2 separate regions of the Homo sapiens genome follow, and region 1 is linked to region 2. Evidence: read pairs that join two places in POLR2A ChIA-PET (ENCODE). Cell type or tissue: PC-9. All regions are shown on one strand. Links, peaks and the distances in the headings refer to the core of each region. The heading gives the core; the rest is flanking DNA. Region 1 has its middle 180 kb from the start of AGAP1. Region 2 overlaps SH3BP4 (SH3 domain binding protein 4).

What was found. Peaks named below come from ENCODE experiments on the same cell type or tissue, not always from the same donor. Only the 100,000 strongest peaks of a DNase experiment are listed, where the experiment ranks them.
Region 1: POLR2A ChIA-PET joins it to region 2 with 5 read pairs; 1 of 35 experiments calls an interaction of 5 or more read pairs at or near these places.

Annotation. Positions count from the first base shown.
Region 1 is chr2:235,306,671-235,317,904 of GRCh38, forward strand. No RefSeq gene overlaps it. Among named protein-coding and RNA genes, the nearest start is that of AGAP1, 180 kb to the right of the region's middle. In PC-9, for the core only: no CTCF peak of the experiment used is centred there; a DNase peak (open chromatin) is centred at 6,131.
Region 2 is chr2:234,995,376-235,006,609 of GRCh38, forward strand. It overlaps SH3BP4 (SH3 domain binding protein 4), which reads left to right. Exons shown (of 6, transcript NM_014521.3): 2 at 1. Among named protein-coding and RNA genes, the nearest start is that of SH3BP4, 49 kb to the left of the region's middle. RefSeq lists silencers at 1,090-1,384, 2,010-2,304 and enhancers at 3,404-4,033, 4,149-4,825, 7,279-8,117, 9,406-9,995, 9,996-10,583 and 1 more. In PC-9, for the core only: no CTCF peak of the experiment used is centred there; a DNase peak (open chromatin) is centred at 6,996; H3K27ac peaks cover 552 bases.

The DNA.
Region 1 (11,234 bases), core at 3,542-8,541, 310 kb after region 2:
ATCTCATGAGACTTATTCACTACTATGAGAAGAGTGTCGGGGAAACTGCCCCCATGATTCAAATTATCTCCCACCGGGTCCCTCCCACAACACGTGGGAATTACGGGAGTGCAATTCAAGATGAGATTTGGGTGGGGACACAGCCAAACCATATCAATGGCCTTGAAAGAAAAGTGCTTTTAAAGACTTAAATGTTACACCTAAAACCATAAAAACCCTAGAAGAAAACCTAGGCAATACCATTCAGGACATAGGCATGGGCAAAGACTTCATGACAAAAACACCAAAAGCAATGGCAACAAAAGCCAAAATTGACAAATGGGATCTAATTAAATGAAAGAGCTTCTGCACAGCAAAAGAAACTATCATCGGAGTGAACAGGCAACCTACAGAATGGGAGAAAATTTTTACATTCTACCCATCTGACAAAGGGCTAATATCCAGAATCTACAAAGAACTTAAACAAATTTACAAGAAAAAAATCAAACAACCCCATCAAAAAGTGGGTGAAGGATATAAACAGACACTTCTCAAAAGAAGACATTTATGCAGCCAACAGACACATGAAAAAATGCTCATCATCACTGGCCGTCAGAGAAATGCAAATCAAAACCACAATGAGATACCATCTCACACCAGTTAGAATGGCGATCATTAAAAGGTCAGGAAACAACAGGTGCTAGAGAGGATGTGGAGAAATAGGAACACTTTTACACTGTTGGTGGGACTGTAAACTACTTCAACCATTGTGGAAGACAGTGTGGCAATTCCTCAAGGATCTAGAACTAGAAATACCATTTGACCCAGCCATCCCATTACTGGGTATATACCCAAAGGATTATAAATCATGCTGCTATAAAGACACATGCACACGTATGTTTATTGTGGCACTATTCACAATAGCAAAGACTTGGAACCAATCCAAATGTCCAACAATGATAGACTGGATTAAGAAAATGTGGCACATATACACCATGGAATACTATGCATCCATAAAAAAGGATGAGTTCATGTCCTTTGTAGGGACATGAATGAAGCTGGAAACTATCATTCTGAGCAAACTATCGCAAGGACAGAAAACCAAACACTGCATGTTCTCACTCATAGATGGGAATTGAACAATGAGAACACTTGGACACAGGATGGGGAACGTCACACACCCGGGCCTGTCTTGGGGTGGGGGAGGGGGGAGAGATAGCATTAGGAGATATAACTAATGTAAATGACTAGTTAATGGGTGCAGCACACCAACATGGCACATGTATACATATGTAACAAAGCTGCATGTTGTGCACATGTACCCTAGAACTTAAAGTATAATAATAAAAAAAGGTTTTTTTAATTTTTAAAAAAAGAAAAGGTGCAGTTGAAGTAAACTGTTAATAAGGTCACTCTCTATTCCATTTCCTGGGAAAGAGGTGAATTTCTGGGTGAATGCTTAAATAACACCCAAGGTTAATTGCAGGACGGGATGATGGTGAAAATACATTAAAGACAAATATCCTGTGTTGTGCATACTCTCACTGTAGCGATACACCCAGCCCCATATGGCCATGGGCCTTACAATGCAATGAATGCCCACCCTACTTCCAACCCAGTAGCTGCATCTTTTTGCCTGAGGGCTTTCTGCTAGAAAATCTAAGCCCCCAGGGAGCAACCCTCCATCAAAGACTGGCAGGATTTAGTGTGTAAATGTCCCAGAGCCTATGCTAGGATACCTCTGAGGCATACGCCACACTGTCACGGAGAGTTCCCCAGCTCGTTGAAGGGCCAGTGTCCCACACTGTCATTGGCTTGATAATGCATCCAGTATTGGATTTCCTTCCTCTCTTCCCTATTTCACTTCCCCACTCTTTACTACTGTTTTCTAGGATTACCTCTCAAACAAACTACTGGGGCCACTCCACCCCTTCTCCACCCAAAGCCTGCATCCAGGGAAGATGGACTAAGACCATCTACTCTTTCACTGAAACTTTGCTCATCCAGGGCCTGATCATTTGTGCACCCCGGTCTCCTAAAGGGACCAGGCCTGTGCTGAGATACAGTGACTGTATACTCCAGCCAGTGTTCCTCCTGCATGGGAACTTAGGGCAGGGCATTGGTTACATCATTTAATGAGTAGTCATACCCAACTGAGGCTCCATTCAATTCTAAAGCCCTTAGTCAATTATCTGTAGGGGCCTGGGAACTGAGTGGAGAATGTGTGTCTGATGGGTTTTTTTAAGTTTTATTAGAGAAATTTTCAAGCATACACAAAATTAGAGTTCATTACAGCAGAATGCACTCTTAGGTTCTCATCACCCAGCTTTAACAGTTATCGACATATAACTAATTCCTTTTTATCTATGTCCCCCATTTCCTTTTGTTGGATTATTTTAAAGTAAATTTAAGACATCACATTATTTAATTTGTAAATATTTCAATAGATATCTCCAAAAACTAAGGTCTCCTGAAAATAACAATATAAGAGCATTTATTAAAACACACTACTAATCATCCTTAATAGTGAAAGACTGAAAAATTTTCCCATAAAATCAGGAACAAGACAAAGATGTCTGCTCTTGCCACTTCTATTCAACATTGTATTGGAGGTTGTAGCCAGGGCAATTAGGCAAGAGAAAGAGAAAAAAGTCATCCAGATTGAGAAATAAGTAAAATTATCTCTATTTGTAGATGGCATGATCTTGTACATAGAAAATTCTAAGGAATTTACCCAAAAAAATGAATGGAATTAATAAATGAATACAACAAGGTTTCAGGATACAAGATCAATATTAAAAGATCAATTATATTTCTCTACACTGAACAATGAACAATGTCAACATGAAATTTTAGAAGAAAATTCCATTTACGATAGCATAAAAATAATAAAATGTTCAGGAATGAATTTAGCAGAAGGAGGGAAAGACTTGAACACCAAAAACTATAAAATATTGCAAAAAAATTAAAGAAGACCTAAATAAATGGAAAAATAATTCCGTTTCTAATCCGTGTTTATGGACTGGAAAACTTATTATTGCTTAAGTGGAAATACTCTCCAAAACAGTCTATAAATTCGATGCAAATCTTATCAAGATCTCAGCTTCCTTTTTTACAGAAATAGAAAAACTCATCCTAAAATGCATGTGGAAATGCAAGGATCTAGAGTAGCCAAAATTATCTTTAACAATAAGAACAAAGTTGGAACACTCATACTTCCCATTTTCAAAACTTATCACAAAGGGATAGCTACGAAAATAGTGTGTTATTAGTGTGAAGACAGACATATTGGTCAATGAAATAGAATTGAGTGTCTGGAGATAACCCCGTACATCTATGGTCCATTGATTTTTGACAAGGATGCCAAGATATTCAATGGGGAAAGACTTGTCTTTTCAACAAATGGTGCAGGGATAGCTGGATATCTACACGAAAAAGAAAGAAGTTGGACCTGTATCTTACATCATATACAAAAATTAACTCAACATGAATCACAGACTCATATGTAAGAGCTAAAATTATAAAACTCTTAGAAAATAAATAGGAGTAAATCTTTATGACCTTCAGTTGGGCAAACGTTCTTAGATCAGACCCCAAAAGCACAAAAAACCAAAGCAAAGCTAGATATATATATATATATTTTTTTTTTTTTAGATGGAGACACGCTCTGTCACCCAGGCTGGAATGCAATGGCACGATCTCCACTCACTGCAACCTCCTTCTCCCGGGCTCAAGTGATTCTCATGCCTTAGCTTCCTGGGTAGGTAAGACTACAGGTGTGTGCAACCATGCCTGGCTAATTTTTACATTTTTAGTAGAAACAGGGTTTTGCTATATTGGCCAGACTGGTCTCAAACTCTCAGCTTTCAATGATCCACCTACCTCAGCCTCCCAAACTGCTAGGATTACAGGCATGGGCCACCACGCCTGGTCAAAAAGCTAGATAAATTGAACTTCATAAGCATGAAAAACTTGTGTCTTTTAAAAGACACTATCAAGAAAGAGAGAAGACAATGGAATGGGAGAAACTATTTGCAAATCAAGTATCTGATTAGAGTCTTGTATTCAGAATATATAAAGAACTTTTACAACTCCACAATATAAAGAAAAATAACCCAATCTTAAAATAGGCCAAAGATTTGAATAGACTATTCTCTTAAAAAGAGGTATAAATGACCATGAGTACATGCAAAAGTGTTCAATATCTTAGTCATTGAGAAAATGCATATCAAATATGAGATATTACTTTATACCCACTGGACAGTTATAATCAAAAAGACAGTAACAACCCTTGGTGAAGATGTTGAGAAATTGGAGCCCTCATATATTGCTGGAGGGAGTAAAAAGTGGTGCAGCTGCTGTGGAAAACAGCTTGGAAGTTTCTTACAAGGTTAAACATAGAGTTACTATTTCACTCAGAAATTCCTCCTGAGAACATACCTAAGAGAAGGACAAACAAATGTCCACCCAAAAACTAGTGTATGGATGTTCAGAGCAGCATTACTCATAATAGTCAAGAGGTGAAAACAATCCAAATGTCCAGCAACCTATGATCGGATTAAGAAGGTGGTATATCCATTCAGTGGAATATTATTTGGCAATAAAGAATAAAGTGCTGACCGGGCACCGCAGCTCATGCCTGTAATCCCAGCACTTTGGGAGACCGAGGCAGGTGGATCATGAGGTCAGGAGTCTGAGACCAGCCCAGCCAACATGGTGAAACCCTGTCTCTACTGAAAATACAAAAAAAAATAGCCAGGAGTGGTGATGCATGCCTGTAATTCCAGCTACTCAGGAGGCTGAGGCAGGAGAATCACTTGAACCTGGGTGGCAGAGGTTGCAGTGAGCCGAGATTGTACCACTGCACCCCAGCCTGAGTGACAGAGCAAGACTCCATCTCGAAAAAAAAAAAAGGAATGAAGTGCTGACACACTACCAGGTGGATGAACCTTGAAAACATTATGGTAAATGAAAGAAGCAAGTCACAAAAGACCACATCTTAAATAATTCCATTTATTGAAATGTCCATAATAAACAAATCTATAGAGAGATAAAGTAGATCAGTGGCTGCCTAGGGTTGAAGACTGGGGAGAAATGAACTGATAAGGGGGTATGGGGTTTCTTTTGCAGGTAATAAAAATGTCCCAAAATTAGATTGTAGTGATTGTTACACAATTGTGTGAATATACTAAAAATAATTAAATGCTACACTTCAAATCAAGCTTGTCCAACCCACAGCCTGCAGGCCACATGCAGCCCAGGATGGCTTTGAATTCAGCCTAACATTCTTAAACTTTCTTAAAACATTGTGAGATTTTTTGAGATTTTTTTTTAGCTCATCAACTATCGTTAATGTATTTTATATATGGCCAAAGACAATTCTTCTTCTTCCTATGTGGCCCAGAGAAGCCAAAAGATTGGACACCCCTGCTTTAAATAGATGAATCATATGGTATGTGAATTATATATCAATAAAGCTGTTATTAAAAGTGGAGGGGGACTAGGCACAGTGGCTCAAACCTGTAATCTCAGCATTTTGGGAGGCTGGTTGCTTGAGGCCAGGAGTTTGAGACCAACCTGGAACATAGCAGACCCCATCTCTACAAAATCTAAAATCTTAGCCAGGCATTGTGGCATGCATCAATAGTCCCAGCTACTTGGGAGGCTAAGGCAATAGAACTGCTTGAGCCCAGAAGGTTGAGGCTGAAGTGAGCCACGATTGTGCCACTGCACTCCAGCCTGGGCAACAAAGTGAGACCCCATCTCTAAAATAAATGAATAAGTAAAATGAAAGTGAAGGCACTTGGCTTTTTTGGGGGAAAGAGGTTCAAGGCATGAGAGGGGTTTGTTGCTAGCTTTGAAGACAGGGAGCCACGTGAAAAGGAACGGGGGCCGCCTCTAGCAGCAGAAGGCAGACCACCAGGAAACAGGAGGCTCAGTCCTACAAACACAAGGAACAGCCAACAGCCTCCATGGTCCTAGAAGCAGATTCTTCTCCAGAGCCTCCAGAGAGGAGCACAGCCCATTGATGCCTTGATTTCAGCCTCGCCAGACCCTGAGCAGAGAAGCCAGTCATGCCCCACCCTGACTTCTGACCTACAGCACTATGCATTAAGAAATGAGAGCCTTTGGAGGCTGCCAAGTGCACGGTAAGCTGTTATGCCACAATAGAAACAAATACAACTTCCTGTTTAAGGGAAGAAGGTTGTATTTGTTTCTGTTTTCTGTTTTCCTTCAACATGTACCTGCAAACCTGCAGACAAAGAGTTATTGCAGAGATGAAGCTGCTCAGCTCAGAAAAATGCAACTTTAGGCCATTTGCCACTTTGAAAAAATGTAAAAGGACACTACAGAGAAACAACATAAGAATTGATATAAATAAATAAATAAAGGTATAAAAAAAGAAAAAAGAGCCAGTCATGGCAGCACATGTCTATAATCCTAGCACTTTGGAAGGCTAAGGTGAGACAATTGCTTGAACCCAGGAGTTCAAGACCAGCCTGGGCAACATAGTGAGACCCCATCTCTACAAAAAAAAAATACAAAAATAAGCCAGTTGTGGTGGTGCATGCCTGTGGTCCCAGCTACTCGGAAGGCTGAGGCAGAAGAATCACTTGAGCCCAGGAGACAGAGGTTACAGTAAGCTGAGATCACACCACTGCACTCTAGCCTGGGCAACAGAGTAAGACCTTGTTTCAAGAAAAAGAAAAGAAGTTTTATAGTTCAGTGGTAAAGAACAAGGTAGCAAAATGAAATTTAAATATTTTATCAGCCAGTATAAGAATAAATCATTATATGATGAAAATCAAGTAGAAAATATTCTAAAGAGAAATGTTACAAACTAAGAGGTAATTTTTAAAACTTAAAAGGCACAAAAATTGACATTAAAAAAATGACAAGATAAAATATAAAAGAAATGATAAAAAATTTAAAGTAAAATCCTTCCCTTTAAAATATGGAAGAACAAGAGCTCAAGCTTCCTAATTCAAAAATAATTAGAAGTCAGGTGAAATAAGCAGTACCATATTATGAAAATTATTAAGTATCAAGAAAACAGTGCAAACATCCCAGAGTCAACCCAAGACTAAGGTCATGAAAACCTCGGATCCCAATAAGGTACAGGTAATGGATGTAGCTTTGAGGCAGGAGAGGAGACTACAGGCAGCCCCGGCCCTCAGCCTAGGGGACTTACCCAAGTGAGAGCCAAAGGACCCTGTGCCCCAGATGCCTGTCCCTTCCCCTTTCTGACAGATTCCTGCCTGCTAGTGCTGAATAATGTCCGGGAGAATGGGGAAGCATAGCTTTTGTCTGCAGCCACACTGGTCCCAGCAAGGCCCTCACCCCAGCCTCCACCGATAGCCCAGGGGTCTAATTCTACAGTCAGGGAGCCACACAGAGCCAGGGAATCTGCACACCTGTGCCCTGCACTGAGGGGTAGACTCTCAGCCCTGGGGAGGACCCTGGGTCCAGCCAGCATTTTGTGGCTGCCCTCACTCAGACTTCATCTCTGTTGAGGCATCGATCGAGTGCCATCTTTCCTACACACAGCCTGCCCTGGCATCAAAACTCTCCTGTAGGACTAGGACTCCAGTGGACACAAAATTCCCATTATACCACAACCTAACCCTGACCCCAAGGAGACTCAGACCATGCCCCCCACAATCACAGTGGGGGAGACCCGGAGACTTAACGTGACCCAGAACCCCCAAGTGAGCAGAATTTGGTTAGTGTCCCTGGTGAAAGACAGGACAATGCAAGTCCACAACTCCGTTCACTGTCATTGTCACTGGAGCAGTCTTTCTAAAAGAGCCTAAATCACACAAATCCCACACAAAAATGAGGATGCACGCTCATTCCCTCCCCTTCCAGTTGCTTGTGTCCAAAGCTGGCTCAGTGTCATTTGTGGGCTCATGGCACCTGCCCACCACCAAGCGGTGCTGCAGCGGCCCCTCCTTCTGGCTCTTGCGTGATTGTCCACGGCTTCCTCTTTGCAGTATCATCATAAGCTGTGGCCTACCCGGGGATATGGAGGAGCCATTCGGCAAGGTTTCTGAGGTCAGAGTCAGAGAGGGACTCAGCTTCTCCTGCAAACAAGCTTGGCTTCTTGCCCGGAGTTCATTAAACACCATCATGGACTGTTAGAGCACAGGCATTGCCCAGCTTTGCGGGTCTCCAGTTCTATGGCTCAGGGCCATACCCACTCGGTCCCACAACCCTGAGCCAAAGGAAGATAAAACTGTACTCCAGGGCAAAGCTGGGATAAAAGGCCCACTCTTCTCTTAGCTGCGGATTACACTTCCCATAGACACCCACATAGCGAGGGCTCAGCCGCTCTCAGAGGTGAGGCGAACACGGTCCAAGCCTTTGAGTGAGGCATTCCCAAGGAGAGGGGAGAAATTGGAACAAGAACAAAGAGAACATAAATATGGGAAATATCTACATTAAGGGATATACATTAAAAAAAAAAATACCCAGGCCCTGTGGCTCACCCCTGTAATCCCAACATTTCGGGTGGCTGAGATGGCACAATCGCTTGAGCCCAGGAGTTGGAGACCAACCTGGGCAACATGGTGAAATCCCGTCTCTATGAAAAATAAGCAAAATTAATCAGGCATGGTGGCACACACCTGTGGTCCCAGCTATTCAGGAGGCTGAGGTGGAAGGATCACTTGAACCCAGGAAGCTGCGGTTGAGCCAAGATTGTGCCACTGCACTCCAGCCTGGGCAACAGAGTGGGACCATGTCTCGAAAAAAAAAATAAATTTAAATTTAAAAAACTATATATATATAATTTAAAAACAACAAATGAAGGCATCCTTAGCTCAGCATCTGGCTGCCAACCTTCAAAAGTCAAATCACTTTTGTCTTCAGCTCTATCTCTGCAGTTGTTCCTAAGCATAGAAATCTGGGTCAAGGCCTCTCGGTGGATGGACGCCACTATATCACTATAATGTACAGAGACAGAGGTCACCTTATTGGGTGACAGGACTACATGAGCCTAGTGTAGCAGAGACACAGGATAGAGAGGAAAGACAATTTGGTGCATTAAATGAGGTTACCGTGCCCTCCAGTTAATGAAACCATGGTGACTGTAACAGTCAGAATCCTGGCAGGACACAGAGTCCTGCTCAGATGGTTCAAGAGCAAAATTAATGAAGTTCCCGTTTACAGAGCTGTGGGCAGAGTAAGCACAGCAAAGAAGCGCTGAGGTGCCCAGAGCCCAGCCACAGTGGGAGCCATTGCCACACACCTGAGTCAAAATGACAGGAGAGGAAATAGCCTAGGGGTGGTCATGGCCCAACAAGAGCCCAGCAAGAGTGGCAGCTGTGGAGAGGGGGCTGCCCAGGAGAACTGCAGACACGCAGGGATACAGCCATCACCAAAATAAGGCCTGGAAAGAAACATTCAGATATCTCTCCCTGCTTCAATAGTCAATCATTAGTGCCTCCCAAATACCCAAGCCAACAGGAAGCCAGCAGGCAGGGAGACGGAAGCTGTGGATCTGGGAGGGATCTCAGAGCAGAGGAGTGAGAAGGATGGCTGGGGCCAGGGAGGAGACAGAGAATACCACACGCAGTGATGACTAATAATTAAGAAAGTGCCGCCCAGGTGCGGTGGCTCATGCCTATAACCCCAGCACTTTGGGAGGCCAAGGCAGGAGGATTGCTTAAGGCCAGGAGTTCAAGACTAGCCTGGGCAAGATAGCAAGATACCATCTCTACTTAAAAAGAGAAAGAGAAAGAAAGAAAGAGCCATTCCTTTAGGACCAGGTTCCTCAACTGTGGCGCTCCGAACATTTGGGACCAGATAATTCTTTGTTGTGGGATCCTCCTGGGCATCATAGGATGTCTAGTGGCATCCGACAGGCCAGATGACAGCAGCAGCCCCCTAGTCCCAACATTAAAACTGTCTTCAGACATTGCTGATTGAACCCTGGGGGGCAAAATCATCCTAAGCCAAGAACCACTGCTGTAGGGTTATAGTAATAGACTGCAATGAGATAAGGTCAAGGCTTCTGATGCTACAACAATAAGAGAAAAAGACACCGAGAAGATCCATTCCCCACCTTCCTCAGTTATTGCATCTAAGAGAGGGGATAGTGGGATGTAAACTAAAGGTACTTCTGTTTCTTGCAAGATGCTTGACAAAATGAATGTGAAAATCCTTCTACTAAAAAGGCAGGAAAAAATAGAACTAAAATGAAAAACAACAATGCCTAGTTAGGTCAGGAACAATAGTGCTGGGTAAGGGATGGAGTGTGGTGGGTGGGGGCATGGAGACAAACCCAGCCACAGAGGACAAGCTTAGGTGAGTCTATGCAGGAGGTGAAATGGGAGAGTGGAGATCCACGCTTCGTCAGGGCTTTTCATGTGGAGCTAGAAAAAAAAATGTGCTGACCAGCCCAAGAAAAGAAGCAGGAAGCCTGTGACTCGCTAGAATCTGGGACAGGAGAAATGCCTCCCTTCAAAAATAAAACACCACCTTTGCCTCCTGCCGGTTTGGAGTTTGATTTCATAGTCACAGGAAACTCCAAGCTGTGAAGTTAATGGTTAAAAATAATAATAATGCAGGAGCAGTGACACACCTGAGGCACAAAAAAACCCCATGGATGCCTATGGCTGGGAGGTGGGGAAAATGGGGGAATATTGGTAAAATGGTCTATTTCAGTTAGATTAATACATTCTGGGCTGGGTGCAGTGGCTCACACCTGTAATTCCAGCACTTTGGGAGGCCAAGGCTGGTGGCACCTGAGGTCAGGAGTTCGAGACCAGCCTGGCCAACATGGTGAAACCCCGTCTCTACTAAAAATACAAAATTTTAGCCAGGCGTGGTGGTGCATGCCTGTAGTCCCAGCAGGAGAGTCACTTGAACCCAGGAGGCGGAGGTTGCAGTGAGTCGAGACCATGCCGTTGCACTCCAGCCTGGGCAACAAGAGTGAAATTCTATCTCAAAAAAATAACTAACTGAATAAATAAATTCTAGGGATCTAATTACAGCATGGTGTATTTGTCCATTCTCACGCTGCTATAAAGACATACCGGAAACTAGGTAATTCATGAAGGAAAGAGGTTTAATTGACTCACAGTTCCACATGGCTGGGGAGGCCTCAGGAAACTTACAATCATGGCAGAAGGTGAAGAAGCAAGGCACCTGCTTCACAATGTGGCAGGAAGGAGAAGTGTGTGGCAGGGGAAATGCCAGATGCTGATAAAACCATCAGATCTCATGAGAACTCACTCACTACCATAAGAACA
Region 2 (11,234 bases), core at 3,897-8,896:
GGTAGGCAGTGCAGGCATGGTGTGAGTGGGTTGCCATACCTGGACCCGCTTTACCATGTCATGACCAAGGTGCCGGACTCATGGGGACACAGGCCCCAAACGTGTGCAGAGCAGCTGCAGGAGGGAGAATGCTTCTGGAAGCTTCTGGTGACACTTGACCTTTCTCAGGCACTGCAGGCCTGTCCCTCATGGCGCTCTCCTCCTGTCCTCGAAGCCCACAGTGTTGTCCCCAGTGTGGGAAGGTCATTTGTCATCCTGGCATCCAGAAGCCCGGCCCCGGCGCATTCCCAGAACAGCCCCGTGTTTCTCTTTTCAGCGAATCCACTTTCTGTTGCCACCCGTGGAACGTTCTCACTCTTCCAAGAAGCCAGGCTAGCAGCTCCCCCACCCCAGCAGCCGCGGGACAGAGCCCAGGTTGGGTGGTGTGTACACAAAGGAGGGATTGTTCTCACGTCGCCCTGCGACGAGATGGGGATGGACCCGCGGTTAGAGGTCACCCTCCCTGGGGCGTCAGGGGAGCATTTGTCCTTGAAACACGCTGGCAAAAAATGTTCCAAGGAAGCCTCAGCTGGTGTTTGTGAGGAAGAGCTGGATTAAATGGTGTTCTGGTAAAATGTTCCTGGAGGTTTTCTTGGCTGTTCTTGGCTTTTATACTCCTGGTTGGCAATAGAAGGAACACCCTCCTTTGTAAAGTCGGTTGGATAGGATCACCTACCTCATAGGGCGGGCACAGCCTCCAGTTTTTTAGAAAAGCAACATACAAGTCTTTCCCCACCAAGTAGAAAGGATTGGATCTAAGTAAACGCTACGTTTGGATGCTCAAGGCCAAAGGGGGAGTTGAGAAGCCGCAGCTCACAGTGGGATTCCTTTCTGGGCCACGTTGGAATTTTAAAAGCCCTTCTAAATAAAGCAGGCAGCTACTTGCACTGTTTCAGGTTTTTCTTTAAATCCTGTAAACTGAGGGTAGCTGATTGGATTTTATTTCAACTTCTCCCCCCACCCTTTCTGTCCTGTCTCTTTGTTTTCCAGTATCTGCCTGTGCCTTAGGATGGAGAGAAGGTTTGAGATGTTCAGGAGGAGGCTCAGGGCTTTTCATAGTGACGTGAGGAATTCAGGAGTTCTCTGGTCCCAGGGTCAGTCCTCCGCCCACTGGGGCCTCAGCGACTTGAAACACTTCAGCCCAGGCAGAGGCCACCAGCAGGCCTTTCCTTATAAGTGCAGCCCCTGGCCCTGGAGGCTGTGGTCTCTTTGGGCTGCGGTGAACCCTCCTGAAAGGCATCCACATTCCTGGCATTCTTTCTGCCTGGCATTGGTCAGAAAGCGGGGGTTTCTAAAATCAAAGGCGAGCACTGCAGCTTGGTTCTTGTCTGTAGATAAACTGGAGAGACACCAGGGGGTTGTGCGGCATGGTTCTCTTTGGGCCCCCACATGGACTGGCCTCGCTGGACTTTGCATTTGGGGCATCGCCAGAGCAGGCCCCATCCTGAGCAAAGCAGGAGGAGGTTAATGGGGGTCCCTCTCGGGCTCCAGCAGTTCCTTGGGCGGCACGCATGTGGTTTGCTTTTTCTGACCCTGTGCCAGAGTTACTGGGGCAGCAAGACATCTGGGAAGAGGAACGGGAGGGTGGGACGGGTGCCGCCATCCCACAGCGGTGCCCGCTTGTCTCCGTGGCGGGCACACAGGCTTCCGGGAGCCCGGTGAGGGAGGTGCACCCAGACTTGCCCTGGATACAGCGGGCAGAGCGTTGCATGTGCCTCTGGGTGGGGTGTAGGGGTGCTTGGGGGCGTGGGTCCCCACAGCAGTTAGAGACCATCCACAGGCCACCACACTTTAAGCTGATTTTCGTTTTGCCTTGTTTTCCCAGAGGCATACATGTAGTGTTTTCTTGGTGCCTCTGAATAGTCACAGTCTGATTTGCCTGGGGGTCAGTGAGAGACACGGCTACCCAGGGTTTCCATTTCCAGGCCCCGAGTTTTGTCCGTGGCAAATTTCGTGATTTGCACATAGTTCCCACCTCATGGGTTCAAGTTGTTAACCTGATCCTGCTCCCACTGTCATCACCATCAGAGGTAGTTTATCCTGGTGCCTGGTGTCCTTCAGGATGAAGGAGGCAGCAGAAATGCTCCCTGACTCAGTTCCTGAGACCAGAATGACTGAGGAAACAGGAGGCCTGCAGCAGAGCACGGCCGATTGCTCCTCCGGGGAGTGTCAGCTAGGGGACGGAGCCGGTGCGGAGATCGAGGCCCCACAAGGCCTGCCCCTGTGGTTGTTCCCACTGTCCCACTGATGGCTGGGAAGGGTGAGCTCCAGCCCCCGGTGGCTTGAACACCCTCTGTAGTTGTGTCTGCTCAAGGCCTGGGAACACCCTGCCTGTTTCACAGATGAGAAACTCATCTCAGAGTACTCAGAAACCCAGAATACTTCATTCAAGTTCAAGTTCAGAGGGTGATTAAGAAGAATCAGAAGACTGGGTGCGGTGGCTCATGCCTGTAATCCCAGCACTTTGGGAGGCCGAGGTGGGCGGATCACGAGATCAGGAGATCAAGACCATCCTGTCTAACACGGTGAAACCCTGTCTCTACTAAAAATACAAAAAAATTAGCCGGGCGTGGTGGTGGGCGCCTATAGTCCCAGCTACTTGGGAGGCTGAGGCAGGAGAATCACCTGAACCCAGGAGGCGGAGATTGCAGTGAGCTGAGATTGCACCACTGCACTCCAGCCTGGGCGACAGAGCGAGACTCCATCTCCAAAAAAAAATAAAAAATAAAAAAGTCTCGGAGCCCAGCCTGCAGACCGGCTGCATTTGTGTGTCCCCTAAACCACTCCTCTGTTCCTTTAGCTTAGCTGGGTGCCTGGGGGGGCACGTGAACCACGTGGGCTGGTACCACACCCCCTCTAGACTGGCCAATGGGAATAAATCATGAGCCACAAACAGGAGACGTAAAAATGAACAGGTAAACATAATTTTTTTTCTTGGGATTGTAAATTCACACGACAGTTGAAGGTGCAGTGAAGAAATGGGTGGTAGCGGAGTCACCCACTCTTCGCAGGGCGACTGGCCACGCAGGCTCTGCCTGCACACCTCCTGCCTGGACCATGTGGAAAGTCTTCAGGGGTCACGTCAGACTGAGGTTCTCCAAAGTTCCTATCCCTTTGTGTGTTTGGTGAGCTTTTTGTTTGTTGGTTTTGGTTTCGAGGTGAAAGTCACATAACCTCCAGCTGACCGCTGCAGTGGGCATTGAGTACATTCTTGGTCCTGTGTCACCACCGCCTCTCTCTCGTTTCAAAACTTCGTCATCACCCTGGAAGAGCACCCTGTACTCACTACATGACCACACCCGTTGCCCCTGCCCCCGCCTCTGGCTACCACTAATTGGTTTACTTTTGAGGTTTGCATTGGGCTATGTCCCCATGGCCTTCGATCTGTGACAGAGATCCTGGCTTTCATACATCCTTGGGACAGAGAAACTAAGGCCAGCGTCCTTAATAGCATGACCAGGTCTGCTTGGACTGTCCTTTGAGGTGTCCTGCAGGCACTGATTCTGCACCTGCCAAGGCCTGACCTCCCCGTAATCAGCAGATAATCCAATAGAGGAGAAGGGCACTTGAGGCCATGCAGCGGCTGAACGGGAAGCTGTGCTCAGCGTCTCTCCAAGCCTCTGCATTCCAGTGACAACGTCCGCAGGGCCTCAGTGAATAAACCGCTGCAAATGCACGTTGGTGAGGCCATCAGCTGCCGAAGGGAAGCTGGGGAATCTGGACGGAGGAGAAAGAAACGTGAGCTGCACTCCCGGCGACACATTGGACTAAGAACGGCGCCTGCCTTCTTGAGAGGCTTGTTTTGTGGTGTCATAACTAGCCTGCCTTACACCTTTCTTAAAGCAAGCATGTTGTGAGTTCACAGGAGGGATTTTTAACATACTTGAGGCTTTGGGGACAAAAGACATCAGTCAAAGAAAGATTCCGCTATTATTTATTTCAAGAGCCTTTGAATCTCTTGCTGAAATCTGCTCCCATTTTGAAGAAGCTTCCCATCAAATCAGAAAAGCCCTGATTTTCCTGTCTCTGTGTTTGGAATTGTCCCCCACCCTGTTGTTAGTTCATTCCTTAAAGTTGTCTGGGCAGACTGCAATTTCGGAAGGGCACCTGGATGCGTTTCATTCTTGGGTCAGAAAAATACCTATGCAAAGAGCTTCTGACCAAGCATAGACAGATTTCAATTATTGGCACAATAGCATGTTACATAAATCAATTTCCTTGGGCCTCAGTTTTCTCCTTGGTAAAGATGGAACCTGGGTCTCTGAAGGTTCTCAAAGACTAAAAAGGAATCTAAGACACCCTCAGACTTGCTCAAGAAGAAAACAGGGCAGGATTATTGGAATGATCCAGAAAGAGAGCACAGTGAATCTTCTCAAACTTTGAGAAATGAATTGGTCATCAAAAATTAGACTTTCCTCTCACCTGTGCAGCTGGCTCTGTCACGCGGCCTCTGCTGCTCACCACCAGCACATACCTGGCCCAGGAGTGGCTGCCAGTCAATGCGCAGCAGCCCTTTGCAGGACCTGCCCTTGGGCTGCTTTTGAGTTTCTGAGCATCCAAGTCTCAGAAGCAGCTGGTTGGGCCAGCTCAAGCTCTGGGTCCGCTGTGGATTGATTCACCTGTACCTGGTCTCCACCACTGATCCATCTGGAGAGGGGTGAGGCCACAGGGGTTTCCAGGCTGGGGGTGTGCCTGGGCCAGGCAGCGACAGCCACTGGGAACCCCAGGCAATAGGGGAAGTGGCACTCACTTATCCTCGGCTGGGCTTCTCTGCAGGCTCCCTCCCTCCTTCCCTTCTTCCTTCCTTTCGGAACTCCCTACAACCCTATCACGTTAAGCAAGTCCTGTAGCCTCTCTGGGCCTCACTTCTCCTACCTGCTTATGGAGGGCCCCCGAGCCTGGGCTGTGTGGCTTCACTGTTAACATGTTATTGATGTGACTGGGGGGTTGCCCCTGTGCCTGACGTTTCATTCATGCCGTTCTCCCATGCAGGTTGCTCTCCTGATCTGGGCCCCGCCCTTTGGTTCCAGGGGATATGAAGGTCAGAGGAGGGATTAGCATGATCCACTGGCCAGAGTCAATAACACGGGGCCCCTCCTTCCAAGAGGGGCTTAGCCAGAAGGGGAAGCCTGGATCTTGGGCTCGGGCTCTGATGCTTTGTCTCTGAGCCGCTGACATGGAGGACGTCAAGCCGCGATGTTCATGTCCCCATTGCGTAGAGGTGGGTCCTGTAGTCCCACATGTGGTGTGCTCTGAATCTCCTTTCCACTCTGTTGGAGGGTCAGAGGGACTTGAAAGATCACAGAGCCCAGCCTCGCATTTGGCAGAAGAGAAAGCAGAGACATAAAGGCCAGGGACTTGTGCCGGGTCCTACCCGCTATCTGGTGCCCCACACACTGGGGCCTGTCCCCACTGCCAGCAGCCTCTGTGTGGGTTCTGCCTTTTTCTGCACTGGTGGTGTCTCCCCATCGCCCCAGCTGCTTGTGGGCAGGCGTCACCTTGTTCTGACCTCTTTCCTTCCCCCAGGCAGCTCTGGACTTTGCTCTCAGTAAACACAACTTGATTCTTTTCCTTCTTACCTTATCATTGCCCATAAATCCCGTTTACACGGTGCCCACTTTTGTGTCTGAGCTGGGACGTACAACCTCGTCTCTGCCTCCAGTTTTTGAGAAATTAATTATAAACAGTGTTGACAGAGGCTCTGGCTTGACTTGGGGCATCTGCTGCTCTTCCCGGCCTTGGTCTTCTGAAGGTAGCTGTTATCAGTAACAGAACAGATGTGTTTATCCTGGGCTCCCGGGCCCTTGGCGTGGCCCTTTGAGGGGGTCTGTGAAACCCCTGAAACTGCATGCTAAACTTTACGGGTGGAGGTAGTTTTCTAAAGAGAGGGTCCAGAGACTTTGTCAGATTCCTTAGAGGATTTGCACCCTCAAAAAACGTTAACAACCTCTGAGCTGGAGGAAGGCCTAAGACAAGCCTATCGCACTTGGAGATAAGATAAGCCGAGGCGGGACCTAATGGGGCCTCAATGTCTTGGCCAGAGTGCACAGCTGAAACGGAGATGACACTTGACAGAAACCAGTGTAAAACTCTCCTTCCCTTTATTTAGCTTTTATTTCTTGTGCTTTTCATTAAGTACAGATACTCTTTGCTTGCTTACAGAACAGGGAAGACCTGGCTTCTGAAAATTATCTTTAGGTTTTTCATTGAATTTGGTCTTATTCTGAACAATGCCTGAACGTCGAAGGTGCTCCCCTAGATAGGTTAATAGAAACCCACAGTCCAGGGCAAGAGGCCGCATCCGGGAAGCCTGTGTACAGGTGACTGGAGAGATGAGTTCTCACGGACCGTTCGGGCAACTTGGTGTTCCGGCCTGGACATTTCAGTGCTGCATTTGAAGAGGAATTATGAATTGGCTCTCAAAGGAGGGTGAGGTGTTTTGTTTTTTGTTTTTTATTTTTTTTGACATGGAGTCTTACTCTGTTGTCCAGGCTGGAGTGCGGTGGCGCAATCTCACCTCACTGCAACCTCCGCCTCCCGGGTTCAAGTGATTCTCCTGCCTCAGACTCCAGAGTAGCTGGGATTACAGGTGTGCGCCACCACACCTGGCTAATTTTTGTATTTTTAGCAGAGACAGCGTTTCACCACGTTGGCCAGGCTGATCTCAAACTCCTGACCTCAGGCGACCCGCCCGCCTCGGCCTCCCCAGAGTGCTGGGATTACAGGTGTGAGCCACCATGCTGGGCTGGAGGGTACATTTTTAAACGATGCAATTCTGGGGCCATCGTCAGATTTGGCGAAGAGGAAGCTGCGGGAGAGAACTGTTACTATACAGGATTTGAAGAACTCTCCTGCAGGCTTATTTTATATTTAAATTGTGCACAGTGGTTTATAGTTTGCCAAGCTGTCTTGGGTTTGTTATGTTGCGTAATCTTCTGAAGGACAGGTGGGTTGAGCCAAATATTCATTAGCAGCCTCGTTTTACAGATGAGGAAACTTGTGCCTCAGAGAAGCTGAAGTCATCAAACCAAGGTCAAGCTGGATGCGGTGGCTCATGACTGTAATCCAAGGGAGGCTGAAGCGGGCGGATCACTTGAGTCCAGGAGTTCAAGTCCAGCCTGGGCAACATAGCAAAACCTGGTCTCTATAAAAAATACAAAAAATTAGCCAGTCGTGCTGGTGACACTTGTATCCCCAACTACTCAGGAGGCTGAGGTGGGAGGATTGATTGAGCCCAGCAGGTCAAGGCTGCAGTGAGCTGTGATCACGCCACTGCACTGCAGCCTGCATGACAGAGCGAGACCCTGTCTCAAAAACAAAACAAGTAAAACAAAAAGGGTCAGGCATTTGGCAGGGATGGACCCCAGTAGAATCTTCTGATCCCAGTGCCGTGACATAGGGTCCCCAGAGCAGATGGGCTGGGTTCAGATAACGGAAGGCCACACAAGATTCTAGAATTGTCAGCAGAGGGAGGAGTTGCCTGACAGCAGCAGATTCCAGGGAGGGCCCGGATGAACCTCCAACAGGAATGCTGATTCCGTTCTGCCTTTGATCTCCTGATTTCAAAAGAACTTGAAGTAACTTGAACCTGGCTGCCATCTGCCCAGGCATAGATGTGTGCCAGGAGGCAGGTCTGCCTCTTAGTTGCTATGAAATAGTTTGCCCAACTTGGATGCTACGTTTCTTTAGAAAATCTTCAAGCTATCACACGTGAATAGGCTTCTGATCGAATAAGCCCAGGGCTTCGGTGGATGGGGCATGGCTGGCAGCAGGGCCAGCGTGGCCCTGTCCTTTTGGTCCTCTGTGGCAGGGACCCAGGAAGCAGTACCCAAGGGCTGGAACCAGCGTGACCGAGGAGAACTCTCCCCTGGCCAGGGCCTAGCTCTCAAACACCAGATTCTGGGGTGGACTTAGATCCTACAAACGCAGGCCACTGAGGCCAGGGTACCAATGTATTCATTTGACAGGAAAAAAGGGGATACTTTGGAGGTGCAGATAATGCATCCTCACTGTACAGGTCGGGGCATGAGAGCAGAATGAGGGTCATTCGAAGGATAGAGTGTCTGTTTACTGTTTTATCTGCTGAGAAGCAGATTCCCATTTTGCCAGCACCTGTGTGTAGCCTGGACTCTGGAACTAAACTCTCTGGTCTGAGGGGTGGAGGGGGTCAAATCTTGGTGAGGAACAGTTGCATGGCTCTGCTCACTGACCTCTGTTGGGCCTTAGTTTGCTCATCTGTAAAACGGGAGTGAGAAGTTGCAGTTATGGGCGTGTGACACCTTCCCAGTCACGCTCCTATGCAGGGAGATGTGGCTCTGGCATACAGAAGCTGAACTCACAGTGATGGTGACAGAGGCTGGAGGCTGGGGGGCTTGCAGTGTCTGTATCCAGTTGGCTCCAGGGATGGCCCCACCCCTGTCCTCACCTCGGTGTGATTTTAGGGGCCACAGTCTGTTCCTGTTTTTTCTTAGCTGGTTTGAGTTGGGTTTTGAGAGTCCTAAAACCCACCCAAGATGGCCCTAGGTACCTGCCCTCTGTGGGGTACATTGCTCCAGTGGGACTGCAGGCTTTGGGGCTCCCCGTTAGCACCCCAACTGCTCCCGGCTCCTGGCTGTCACTCGGTGAAGTTTGCCACGGCTTCCCCTGTTGGTGGCGTTTTTCCTGTGCCTGACTGACTAGGTACCCTCCTAACTCCTAACTAAACATAGGTTTTCTTTTTCTATGCTTTAGTAGTTATTTCTCATAACAAAAATATGCTCTCAGTGTCACAGTTATTTTTAATAAATGTATCTTTCCAGACTGTTCTCTGTGCATGTGCATAATATTTTAGCCTCAGATGGGTTCCTCATGGGCACCTTCTTAAGGTGTCATTGCCTGTAGTCGCCTCGGTGGCACTGGACCTCTTTAGAGTGGCTTTGCTTCTTTACAGGGTTTCATTATTTTTTTTAAAAAGTTTTATTGAAATGAAGTTCACATAACATATAATTTACCATTTTGAAATGTCACAATTCTGTGCTGTATAGAATATTCACAAAGTTGTGCAACCACCACCTCTTATCACATCTCCAGAACATTTTTTCAACCCTAAAGGGCACCCATTAGCAGTCGCTGCCCCTCCTTCCCGCCCCTGACAACCACTGCTCTGCTTTCGGTTTCTATGGATTCCTATGGATTTGTGTATCCTGGACATGACTTATAAATGGAACCATACAATAGGTGGCCTTTGGTGACTGTCTTGTTTTCACTGCAGACTGTTTCCAGGGTTCATCCACGTGGCAGCATGTGTCAAAATCCCATTCCTTTTTATGGCTGCATAATATTCCATTGTATGGCTATGTTACATTTTGTTTACACTTTCATTCGTTGATGGACATTTGGGTCGTTGCCACCTTCTGGCTGTTGTGACTGGTGCTACTAGGATTCATGTATTTGATGGTCTAATTCTGTTCTAAGAGCTGTCTTCTCTCATTTCCAAGTTCTTGGAGAGATCCCTGGCTTTTGATTCCTTCTCCTCCACCCCATGCCTATCCCCAGGATTTTATGAATCTCCCAGGAGGTAGGGCTTGGTATGTTGTTGAACTCACTGTTGGCATGGACCAGCAAGGGTCGCTGTCACATAAAGGCCTGTGTTAGGTGCCATCCGCCTGCAGATCCCCCTGGGTGTTAACACAGGACTGCGAGGAAGCACTGCTTGTGGAGAGCAGGATAGTCAACAACAGACCTAGGCCAGGTGTTTGCCCAGGTGTCACACAGGAGGCTTGCTGTGGAAAGGCAGCTTCCTGGGCATGCCCTGTGCTGGCCATGTCTGTCTGTCTGTCTGTCTGTCCCTCCCAGCCCTGCTGTGCTGTTGGCCCAGGGAGTGGTCTGAATTGGCTGTACCCCAGGGGGCTCCCCTGACTTCTGGCTTGCGGTGGAGAGGGAGGTGTCAGGGGAGCCCCTCGCCTGGGGCTCACTCCGGCTCCCCTGACTGGGGGTCCCTGTCTCCCCCAGGTTCCAGTGGAGGCTTCCCCCTTCCCCACTTCCCTGGCGTCACTTCCCCCAGGGGTCCCTTCACTGTTGTAAATTGTCCCTTTCCTGTTGGGGCCTTGAGTGATGTCTCAGCCCTACTGAGTGAAGATCTCCAAGGCAGGCCCAGAACCTGCATTTTAACAAATCTTCCCCTGACACCTTGAGCCCCTCAGAGCTGCTGAACCCCCGCCTCCGCCACCCTGCTTAGTTGTTGATCTTGGCTTCCTCGTGTCCAGGCTACAGGCTGACCTCTCTTGTGCTTCTGCCTTTCAGAGCTTCAAAGGAAGCACATGTTTGCTGAACCCTCCCAGGGATCCAGGCTTTGCAGGTTTCACACACATCTTACAAAATGCAGTGGGGGCAGAACGAGAGGAGAGCCAGAGCATGCTGGCTTTGGGAGGGGTGGCCCATTGTAAACAAGCCAGCCCTGGCCGTCCCAGGGTCCCAGGCAGGCTGGCTTGGTTGGGTCTACACACAGCCAAGCACTCTTAGCTCCTGCAATTGGAATCCCGCTCTTGCGTGCCCGCCTGTGTTCCTGGCTGTGGGAGGCGCCAGAGGGAGGTTTTGATCCCTGGGGGAGTAGGAAGCCGGCCCAGCCCCTGCAGCTGTCTGGCCCCAGCCACTAATCCTGGGCAGGAGCCGCCTGTCCTGGCATGGTGCTGGGCTGGCTGGAGTGGAGTGACCTGAGAATGGGGCCTGCTTTGTACCCAGAGCACACGCCGGCCACGGCTTTTACGACCTAGCGAGCAGGACGGGAAAAGGCCAGCAGGTGGGAGATGGGAGTCAGCCTTGGTCTCCTTTGTCTTTGCGGGCTTTGTTCCGCGAGGATTTTTTCTTTCCTGCCCTTTTCCTTTGGGCTGAGCGTGAGTGTGTTCAGAAAATCTCAGAGCGGCCACTTGCTGCCCCAGGGGGTATCATACGCATCATGGGTTTGGTCAAGAGTGGATCCATCAAAAATCTGTGGGGTAGCATTTTTTAGGAAACGAAGCATAGTGCCTTTTATTCCTAATGGATTTTTAGCTGTGATATAAAAGCACTCCCGGAAAGAAGCCAGCGGATGAAGGTCCCGATGGTGCTGGGCTGGCTGCAGGCGGGACCACAGGACTCTCAGAAGCAGAGGGCCTGTGCTCCCAAGGGCCTGTGCTCTCAGGGGCCTGTGCTCTCAGGAGTCTGTGGACTCAGGGGCC